Regions from separate parts of the Homo sapiens genome. Here region 1 is linked to region 2. Evidence: chromatin contacts called from ENCODE Hi-C data. All regions are on one chromosome and are shown on one strand. The core of a region is the stretch at or near the end of the contact, and the rest is flanking DNA. Distances in the headings are between cores, read along the strand shown.

Evidence for each region. A loop is a pair of places that touch in the nucleus more often than their neighbours do. Pooled maps may share reads with other maps.
Region 1: a pooled map shows a loop between it and region 2 (2.7-fold over the local background). The contact joins two enhancer-like sites. A Hi-C loop is called at or near these places in 4 of 37 single-sample maps with no recorded cell type and 2 of 50 pooled maps.

The regions. Positions count from the first base shown.
Region 1 is chr7:18,534,452-18,539,299 of GRCh38, reverse strand. All of the region lies in intron 2 of HDAC9 (histone deacetylase 9), which reads right to left. Among named protein-coding and RNA genes, the nearest start is that of HDAC9, 41 kb to the right of the region's middle. Within about 2 kb of position 3,044, at least 2 of the 41 ENCODE cell types and tissues checked have a DNase peak (open chromatin) inside an H3K27ac peak, as active enhancers do.
Region 2 is chr7:17,400,276-17,405,459 of GRCh38, reverse strand. All of the region lies in intron 1 of LINC02888 (long intergenic non-protein coding RNA 2888), which reads right to left. Among named protein-coding and RNA genes, the nearest start is that of LINC02888, 28 kb to the right of the region's middle. RefSeq lists an enhancer at 1-45. Within about 2 kb of position 2,264, at least 2 of the 41 ENCODE cell types and tissues checked have a DNase peak (open chromatin) inside an H3K27ac peak, as active enhancers do.

The DNA of each region.
Region 1 (4,848 bases), core at 1,795-4,294, 1.1 Mb before region 2:
TGTTTTTTTGTGATTGGACTGAGGATATAAATTTGGGGGAAAAACAACGAGGTGAAGTGCCCTTCCTATCACACCCACATAAGTAGAGTAGAGCCACATGACTTATCACTGGTGATGTTCACCTTGATAACTTGGTGCCATTGTGTGAATGTGTTTCTGTGTTCCCTAAATTTCATTTGTTTGAAATTTAATCTCCAAATTCATATGTTGATAGCATTTGGAGGTGGGGCTTTTGGGAGGTAATTAAGATGAGATAAGGTCATCAGGGTAGAGGCCCCATGGTGGAACTTGTGGCTTTACAAGAAGATAAAGAGAGACCTGAGCTGGCATGCTCTTGCCCTCTCATCATGTGATAGCCTCTGCATCACACAGTAAAAAGCCCTCCCTAGAGGCAGCCCCTCCACCTTGAACTCCCTATCCTCCTGAACTGTAAGAAATATATTTCTTTTTTTCTATAAATTACACAGTCTCCAGCATTCTAACACAGAAGTAGAAAACAGAATGAAACTTGGTTAAAGAGGTTTCTGCCAGGTTTCTTCATTATAATTTTACAATTTTCACTTTCCTATACTCCATTCTTGGAAGTGAGTCACTAATTTAAAAGTATTATTATGACTATGCTATTGCAAGCATAATTTATCCATACCCCTATCATGTGAAAGTTATCATGTAGAGGGTGCTTTCCTTTTACTTATAACTGCACACATGAGTCAAGTATTACCATCCTGACTTCACAAGGGAATTAAGGCTCATGGCCGTTAAATAGCTATTAGTTAGTAAGGGGTAAAAATAAAATTCAAGTGTATGAATATCTGATTCCCAAACACGTGCTCTCTTCTTGTCAGACTGTCCTTTCATCTACCACAACATAAATGTCAATGAGAATGAAGCGATAAATTCCTGTCACGGTTTCTAAGTATGCAACTCACAGACTTTACTTTTACTCCTTAACATACCACCATACTTAACTAGTATGTTTATTTCACAAGGCTGTGGCTGAGCTGTGTGATAATTAGCAAACTGATAAACAGGACCTGTCACTAGTAGGATACCAGACAACACAGATAAACATCATCAAGTCTAGGAACAGGAGGACTAAATGGAAAGTGAGACCCCACGGGAGAATGTAAGTTAATGCATGACCAGAAAATGAATTCAGGGTGAATGCCAGAGAAATGTACAGAAAATAACAGCAGACAATTGTTACAGAAAAAAACTACTGTAGTTTCCCTCTTTCCATACAATCAAGACTGTAGAAGAATGAGTGGTCTACTACAAAGTAAGTCCATTAAGCTTGTGAAGCACAGAATAGAGCAGAGGTCACGTTGGGCACAGAGGATGATGCTGCCTGAGGTTATGAAGGACTGAAGGCAAGGCCCATCAACTGAGGCCTTAGGAAAGCTGCTGGTCTACCTCTTCACTCTTGTGGCTAAAACTGAAGTGCTCAAGTTCAAGATTTGGGCATTTTCAAGATTTTCAATGTCTGTGGCCACTAAGTAGATACTCAGACATTAGCTACATCTCTCTGGAACTTAACTATTCTCCCGCATAACTTTTGGGTCAGACTGGGATGAACCAGTATTCCCTCCATATACAAAAATCCAATGGCTTTCTCTGTATGTAAGGGAATTTCCAAGGACTTAGAACCTTAAGGTTACTTCTGGCTTTAACTTCCTGTTTCCACTAAATTATTGTTTTTGGCTTTGCATTTTCCACCTTTATCCCTGTCCTGGCATTGATTCTGTTGTTGACAGAAATTAGAAAAAAAAAAAAGTTTCTGCTTTTGATCCCTATTTATTTTATTTATTTAAAAATAAATCACTCATTAATTTGTGGTCTTTTTGTGGGCATTTGATTTTATTGTAGCATTGGAGATGAGTGCAGCACAATCACTGTAAAATGCAATTCGATACAAGCTATTTTTCAAGTCTATTGGCTCCTCTCTCTTATTCCTTTTCCAAACCTTTTCTCCTCTATCCCAAACCCCTTAGTTTGGTTCCATTCCTCTAGAAACAACAACGATAACAGATATGTTTCTTCCATTCTCCTGGCAGAGAGATTCAACTCTCTCCTTCACCTGTCCCAAAATTTAGTCCTTAGTCTCTTCTGGTAGTTTTTGTTAGAAGATGAGAAAGCAGAATGGAGAAGCATGGAGACAATTTTTTATTCAGGATACACTTAAAATGTTTGCTTTACGATTATTCCTGTTAGTTAAATTTTTGTAGTAGAGTGAGAGTAAGTTAGCCCCATAGTTCAGATGATCCCAAGAGAGTCAGGAGAACGTGGAAATGTGTTAGCAATAAGGATATTCTAGTAAACTAATTTCCAGGGGAAGCTGGGAGAAAGCACACACAGATATACACATAGTATTTTATGCAAGCATTTATTTCATAAATGTGTTAACTTTTTAAATATTTTAGAATATTCTATCTTCCAAAAGAGTAGTAACTATAACTAACTTATTTAATACCCTCCCTAGTATATTCTCTTGAATTTACAGAGGCTTATGGAGGATTTTTGTTGTATACAATTTAGTTAATAATCTCCTATTTCCTTAAAGTACCTTAACATTCACACGTGTTTTCCTTAACCCAAGAGCTCTTATATATCCAGAATTTTAATCAGATGAATCATTCAGGGTGGTTTAAATTTCCATATAAGTAAAGGTCAAACACTGGAACCATAATGTATTAGCTAGATTAAGTAGAAGTCTTCTTAAACATATACATGATCCTTATGTTCTTAAATAGAATATATTGAATGTAACTGAATGTTTCCTCACTGAATGTGGGTCATCCTGAAAATTAAATATTTCACTTTTTGTACATATAATAATGTCCTGTTGAGGAATACGTAATTGTTCTCCAAATCTAAATAGTTCTTTCTTATTTTGGGCTCTTCCAAATTAAGTTACAAATTTTAGTTCAAATTTGTGGTTTAGGTGGGAGCTGATTCGGGAAAACATCATGCTTATAGTAGAGTAGAGAAATGAGACAGTAAAGGAAGGCAGCCAAGAAAGCAGGCAGATTACCACAGTGACAACTGGAGCTTCATCCTTCCAGGGACCTCTGGTCACCAGTGCACAACACATACTTTAGACTTAACCAAGGGGCAAGGAAGCTGGGATATTTACACATCAATTCTGCCAGTCATTCATTGCAGGCTGCTTCCTGGTGGCATTAATTCTCTGGCACTTTTAACCTGTCATGCACCTGGGTTGCAGTGTAGGCTTGAACTACAAAAGAAAGCTCTGAGGCAAAGAGAGGTTTATGCAGACAAGAGCCAGGCCGGGGAACATAAAAATGACAGAGCCCTGGGAGGTTTGAGTGGGGCATCTACAGCTTCTCCTACAAGCTCCTAATAGGAATGTGAGTTGCTTTGGCTACCATCTGGTTCCCCTCTCTTCCTCTTTATTGTAGAGTTTCATTGATCATTCCTTGTCTGTTCACAGGCTCCCTCTTATTTTCTTCTGTTTTGTTTGCTAAGTTCTGTGTATTTGAAATGTAAATTTCAAAAGCTGTTGTACTTGGTTATGAAATAGAAGTAAATTTTTTTTTTTTTTTTTTTTTTTTTTTTTGCTTAATGCCTTTATGGGCTATCCCCAGAAAAATGTTTGTAGATTCAATGCAAACGTTGTTTCAAAGCCATTTCTGATACTTTCTTTTTCTAGCATTTGTTATCAATAAAATGAGATTGTTGGATAATTGAGTTCTGCATGGATGAGCTATTAATAAAGAAATGAATGTATGTAGATATAATAGAGATCATCATTGAGAGAGATCACAAATGTCCATCACAAATTTTAATCTTATGACATCCTCATTAAAATTATAGATGTAAATATATCAGGTCCATGGCAATAATGGGCTTCCGCAGTAGTCTATTTTAGGAACTTTCTCAGAATGGCTCCAGTATTATGAACTTAAAATATTTCATATTATAAATAATAATAAGAACATCAACAATAATATTTATTATATCAATTTGGGGGTGATTTAAAAATTGTATGACTTCTGAATAAAAATGATGGATTGACCAAATGCATTTATTTCTACTCCCTTCAGAAATGCCATAAAATGACAGTAAAAGAATTAAAATGCTATAAACCTACAGCAAAAAAAGAAGAGGGAAGAGATGACAAGAATGAGCAGGAGAGTTCAGTGAATTGCTGAAGATGGAAAGTGAGTTGGATAGTGATTAACAGCCCCACTGAAAGGAGAAAGCACAACCCGAAGTAACTGCAGTGAGTGAGCAACAAGCAGCCTCATGCCAGAGAATCCCTAAGAGGTTCAGAACTTGCAGAAAGGCACAGAGGAAGACGAGTGGTCAAGCGCAAGGTCAAAAGCGCAGGGACTGGTTTAAGGTCTGATTGTAGCATCCTTAAATCACCATGCCCATACCCTCACAGCCAAGACATTTCTCCTCCTCTCTAAGTCCCTGCCACTCTCTGTATTTACTACCCTTCTTTTCACTAGAAGAATAAAGAGTTATTCCCTGGACAAACAAAACTGAGGTGAGGCCACAGCTCTAGCAGAAACGTGGGACACAAGAGCTGCACAGTGGTGGATCGAGTGCAGTTCCACAAAGCACACTCACCCATCTACTTCCCCAGCTCTGGCAAACAAGCACGTTGCCTTCAAGTAGAAGCTGGGAAAATTCTTTCCTTGAGACACCTAACGACTCATAAGGTGAGAAATGCAGACACTAGTACGCAAGGATTCTCTCTTTTTCTCTCTCTCTCTAAATTTTTTTTTAGACAAGGTCTTATTCTGTTACCCAAGCTGAAGTGCAGTGGCACAATCATAGCTCACTTCAGCCTTGACCTCTAAGGCTCAAGTAATCCTCCTG
Region 2 (5,184 bases), core at 1,015-3,514:
TTGGTTGCATGTTATACATTTTCCATTCTTTTACTTTTCTATATTCTTCTATATAAGGAAAATCTCTTGAAAGTAGCATATTTTTTTTTTTTCCAATCTGGCGATCTTTAGCTTTTAATTAGAGTACTTACTTTGCTGACATTTCATGTAATTACAAATATATTTGGGTTTAAATCTATCATCTTACTACCTTTTTTTAAATTATACTTTAAGTTCTGGGGTACATGTGCAGAATGTGCAGGTTACATAGGTATACATAGGTATACACGTGCCATGGTGATTTGCTGCACCCATCTACCCTAATACCTATGTCATCTACATTAGGTATTTCTCTAATGCTATCCCTCCCCTAGCCCCCAGCCCCCGACAGGCCCCGGTGTGTGATGTTCCCCTCCCTGTGTCCATGTATTCTCATTGTTCAGCTCCCACTTATAAGTGAGAACATGCGGTGTTTAGTTTTCTGTTCTTGTTTTAGTTTGCTGAGAACGATGGTTTCCAGCTTCATCCGTGTCCTTGCAAAGGACATGAATCCAGCAGCACACCAAAAAGCGTATCCACCACAATCAAGTCAGCTTCATCCCTGGGATGCAAGGCTGGCTCAACATATGCACATCAATAAACGTAATCCATCACATAAACAGAACCAATGACAAAAGCCACATGATTATCCCAATAGATGCAGAAAAGGCCTTCAATAAAATTCAACACCCCTTCATGGTAAAAACTCTCAATAAACTAGGTATTGATAGAACATATCTCAAAATAAGAGCTGTTTATGACAAACCCGCAGCCAGTATCATACTGAATGGGCAAAAACTGGAAGCATTCCCTTTGAAAACTGGCACAAGAAAAGGATGCCCTCTCTCACCACTCCTAGTCAACATAGTATTGGAAGTTCTGGCCGGGGCAATCAGCCAAGGGAAAGAAATAAAGGGTATTCAAGTAGGAAGAGAGGAAGTCAAATTGTCTCTGTTTGCAGATGACATTAATCTATTTTTAAAAAGGGGTGCCAGCCCCTCTTAGAAGTTTGCCTGTTGCTTAAAATCCTATCCATTACTGATTTTATTACACTCCTGCTTCAAATTTGATTCATTTGCTTATAATTACTGGCGAATAAATGGCTAGGTGCCACTTTCAACGGCAAGCTTACAGTTCTGTAGAAGCTATAAAAGTCAACTTCAGAACAGCTGCCGTAGGATGGCTTGGGTTGGGAGGTTCTAGAGCTATAAGTCACTTCACCACCAGAATGCCAGATCAAGGGTCTGCTTTTTAGTTGCACCCAACAGACAGGAAGCAGGCTTATCAGTGACTCTTTAGCAATGGCTAATAAAGAAGATAGCTTAGATGTGGAATCTCAAACAGCTGAATTCACAGTAGCAGAGAGTAGAATGGTGGTTATTAGGGGAAGGGGCTGGGAGAGAAGAAAGGGAAGGTGCTGGTCAAAGTGTATAAAATTTTAGGTATGTAGGGTGAATACATTCTAGAGATCTAATGTATAGCATAGTGACCATAGTTAGTAATACTATATTATATACATGAAATTTGATAGGAGAGTATATCTCAAGTATTCTCACCACACACATACACAAGGTAACTACCTGAGAAGATGGGTATGTTAATTAGCTAACGATAGCAGTCATTTAACTCTCTATATTAAAACATCCTGCTGTATACCTTAAATATATTCACTTTTTTTGAAACAGGGTCTCACTGTGCCACCCAGGCTAGAGTGCAATGGCACGATCAAAGCTCACTGTAGCCGTTATTTCCCAGGCTCAAGAGATTTCCCACCTCAGCGCTCCCAAGTAGCTGGGACCAAAGGCGTGCGCCACCACATTTGAGTTTTTTTTTTTTTTTTTTTTTTTTAAGTGGAGATGAAGTCTCGCTATGTTGCCCAGACTGGTCTCAAATTCCTGAGTTGAAGTGATCTTCTTGCCTCAGTCTCCCAAAGTGTTGGGATTACAGGCATGAGCCACCACACTTGGCCTGAAAATATTTTGAAAACTTTAAAAATAAAAAAAAAGAAGATAGCTTGGGGCCACCCTGAATATCGTTATGAGACTCACCTCTGTATGTTTTATAGTAAAATATTATTCATTTTACTCATAAATCATGTTCAAGTGATATTTGAGTGGAAATGTTTTTCTTTCAGCAAATTCAGAGGTAATATCAAGGAGCATGATCTGGAGAAGGCAGCGTGGGTCAAATACTAAAATCTGGACTTACTGTCTCAGCAGTTGGCAAGCAACCAAGGTGAAGCTAGTGCTGTGGAAAGTCCCCAAAGGACCAGAGCAGATATACTCAGTGTCCTTTACCTCTACAGCTCCGCATTTTCAAACTCCCCCACTTGTCCTTCAGTCCATCCTCTAAATACTGTTCTTTCTCAGCTTGTGTTCTCACTCATCATCTCTTCTCATGCCACCTGACCTCCTTATGTGAGGTTCTTGGCATCAGTCATCAGATTTACCCTGACAACTCCCACGGATACATGATTAGCTCTGATATCCACCGGGGTTTAAAGAACTGTTGCAAATTCTTCCTGATTACCTCCTCTTAAAGGCACCTCAAATTCAATGTGACTGAAACGGAGCTCTTCCCCTGTATATCAGCTGTCAGTTCTCATTGCTTCAGCACCTAGTAAATTCTCTCACCAGCTCACTCCTTTCAGACTACTCCATAAAATCAAGAAAAGCCTAAAATGGCCAAAAACTAACCTATCCTGCATAATCATCGCTTGTAATTTTGCCCACAACTTCAGTAGTTTGACGTAAAAGATGTTCCATTCTTTACCACTGAGTAAAGAAGTTAAAAATGTTCCGTAATTTCGAATTCCTCTTTGTTCTAAGACTTTACTCTCACCTCCGGGTTCACAGCTAAGCTCCCCCATGACTGATACCGCTGAAAGTCTTGTTTCAACAAAACATTCATGTATATGTAAAAAATAAATCATCTGACAAATTGAGAATTGCTCAATTTGAAAAACAGATTCAGTGATAAAGACAGAGGTCAATATTAAACCTATGAGTAAGGTAAAGAAATGGGCGGGAAGAAAAATAACCCCAAATCGTTGACTTCCCAGAACCCAGAGGCTAATAGGACTCTCACTTCCTGCTTGAGGTGAAAGCAAGCAAAGGCACCTCTGTTCCTATCTTGTCTTGGTCAAAAGATAAATATGAATTATTATTCTTTTCTTTTTTCATCAGTAAAGAACTTTCCATCACCCTTTTGGCAACTTTCTGCACCAGCCACTTCCCCCTCATAACTCCAGTCAACCGTTCTCACATCTGAGAAAAATAGGTGGAGGATATTTCCAGGAGCCTCTGTTGCTGAGGTTGCCCACAGTCAGGTAAAAGTGGGAGAAATTTCTGAACCACCAAAAACCTGTTCCTGAGAGACAGAAGTAGAAAAAACTTACACATATTTTTAAAAAAGAGAAGTTGAGGTGTAGGGGGATGGTGACTCAATAAAACTTCCTCCCATGATAAAATAAAGTAAAATAAAATAAAGTGAAAGTGTCTGCCACTACATTCTCAGAAGCCAAGCGTAGTCTTTTTATAGCCACCTCAGGGAGTATCTTCAGGATCTCCAAGCATTTAGATATTCCCAACTTCCACATATTTAGCACCTGGGGTGACAGGAAGGGTGTGTTCAACTCCATTAGCAGTATCCTTTGGAAAGGAAGCTGGGTGCACTCTTTCAGAACTGCTTAACATTTCCCTTTTAAAAAGATAGATCGGTAGAATTTAGTGAATTTTCCATATAGCTTAATTTCAATTCCATGTAAGAGCAAAATAACAAAATGGTCATATTTCTTTTATATTTGCTTTCTTCTTTTCTGAGCAGTTGGTGAGAGAGAGGTTGGTTTCTGGGAAGGTGATAATTTGGAGTCTTATTTTTTTTCTGCCCATTTCATATTATAGATTTAATATTGGCTCTGGATCATTGAATGTATTCTTCAAACTGAATGATGCTAGTGAGATGACTTCATTTATACATACATTGATACTTTATTTAAAGGCTCATGTTTTGTTAAGTTCTGTCTTAGGAGAAAATGACCCATGCTTTAAATAGTAGTACGTATGCTTCAGGAAAAAACATATGGTCATCACAATCTCACCATCTACTCTACCTGCTGAGATGGATGTTGGTTTAGGCATCCAGGTTCAAGCTCTGATTTCTATGTTTCTCAAATTTTGTTGTGTAGATGTTACATAATAGATGAAAGGGAGAAAAAGACTTCAAATTAGTCCACTGTGACTTGATTGCTTTGGACTGGAAAGGGCAGAGGGTCAGTAAATAAACAGAAGAGCTGCTTCTGTGCAAAGAGAAAGAGGACAGAAGCCAATGTGGGCTGCACTAAGAGTGAGCTTGAGTCAAACTGAGCAAAGGGAAGGCAACTCCTTTTCTGGTGAGACAATTATAGGAGTCTCAGGGAAAGAAGATTTTAGGAAGTATTTCTCTGCATCAGAAGTAGAATGTTCCTCTAGAATTTTTCAGGACACCTCATTAGAGATTTAAATTGCTTTCAGTTGCTGTTTGTGGGTATTGTACTGTCTCTTCGATTGCTGTAGGATACTGAGGTGGGCTCTAAAGGAGTAGCAAAAGCTCTGCCTGTTTATGGCTCAGTCCCATCGCAGTGGGATTACATTCTCCTTAAGAACTCAAGACACTTGAAAGTCACGTCAACATTTTAGGCCCTGCCTGTACTGAGTTAAATAATTTATTTCAACATAATTTGTTACTTTCGTTGTTATTATACTCGTATTTATTATTAAGTGATTATAATGTAGAAGGAATTGTGCTAAGTGTTATGCATGAGGTAATTTGATTAATCCTTCTACAATCTGAGGCTGGTGCTATTTTTATCCCCATTTAAAGACTGAGGACACTGAGACACAGATTTGACAGTCTGGCCAGTCCTACAGCAAATACGTGCCTATGCCAGGGTTCAAATGGAAGATGCCTGACCTCTAAGTCTAAGATTTTAGGCTTTGACTCAAAGGATCTGCTCAGCTTATGTGCAGAACTCCTAAAAATGAAACCATAGAGACAATTTTGAATTTAGAGTTATAAAACTCACACTTAGGTTTTTAAAAGCACAGTCATGAATAATATATCCTAAAATCCTGTCTTTAAATGGACTGGACTAGTTTTTCACAGGGAAAGTGATATTACTGTCCTCTG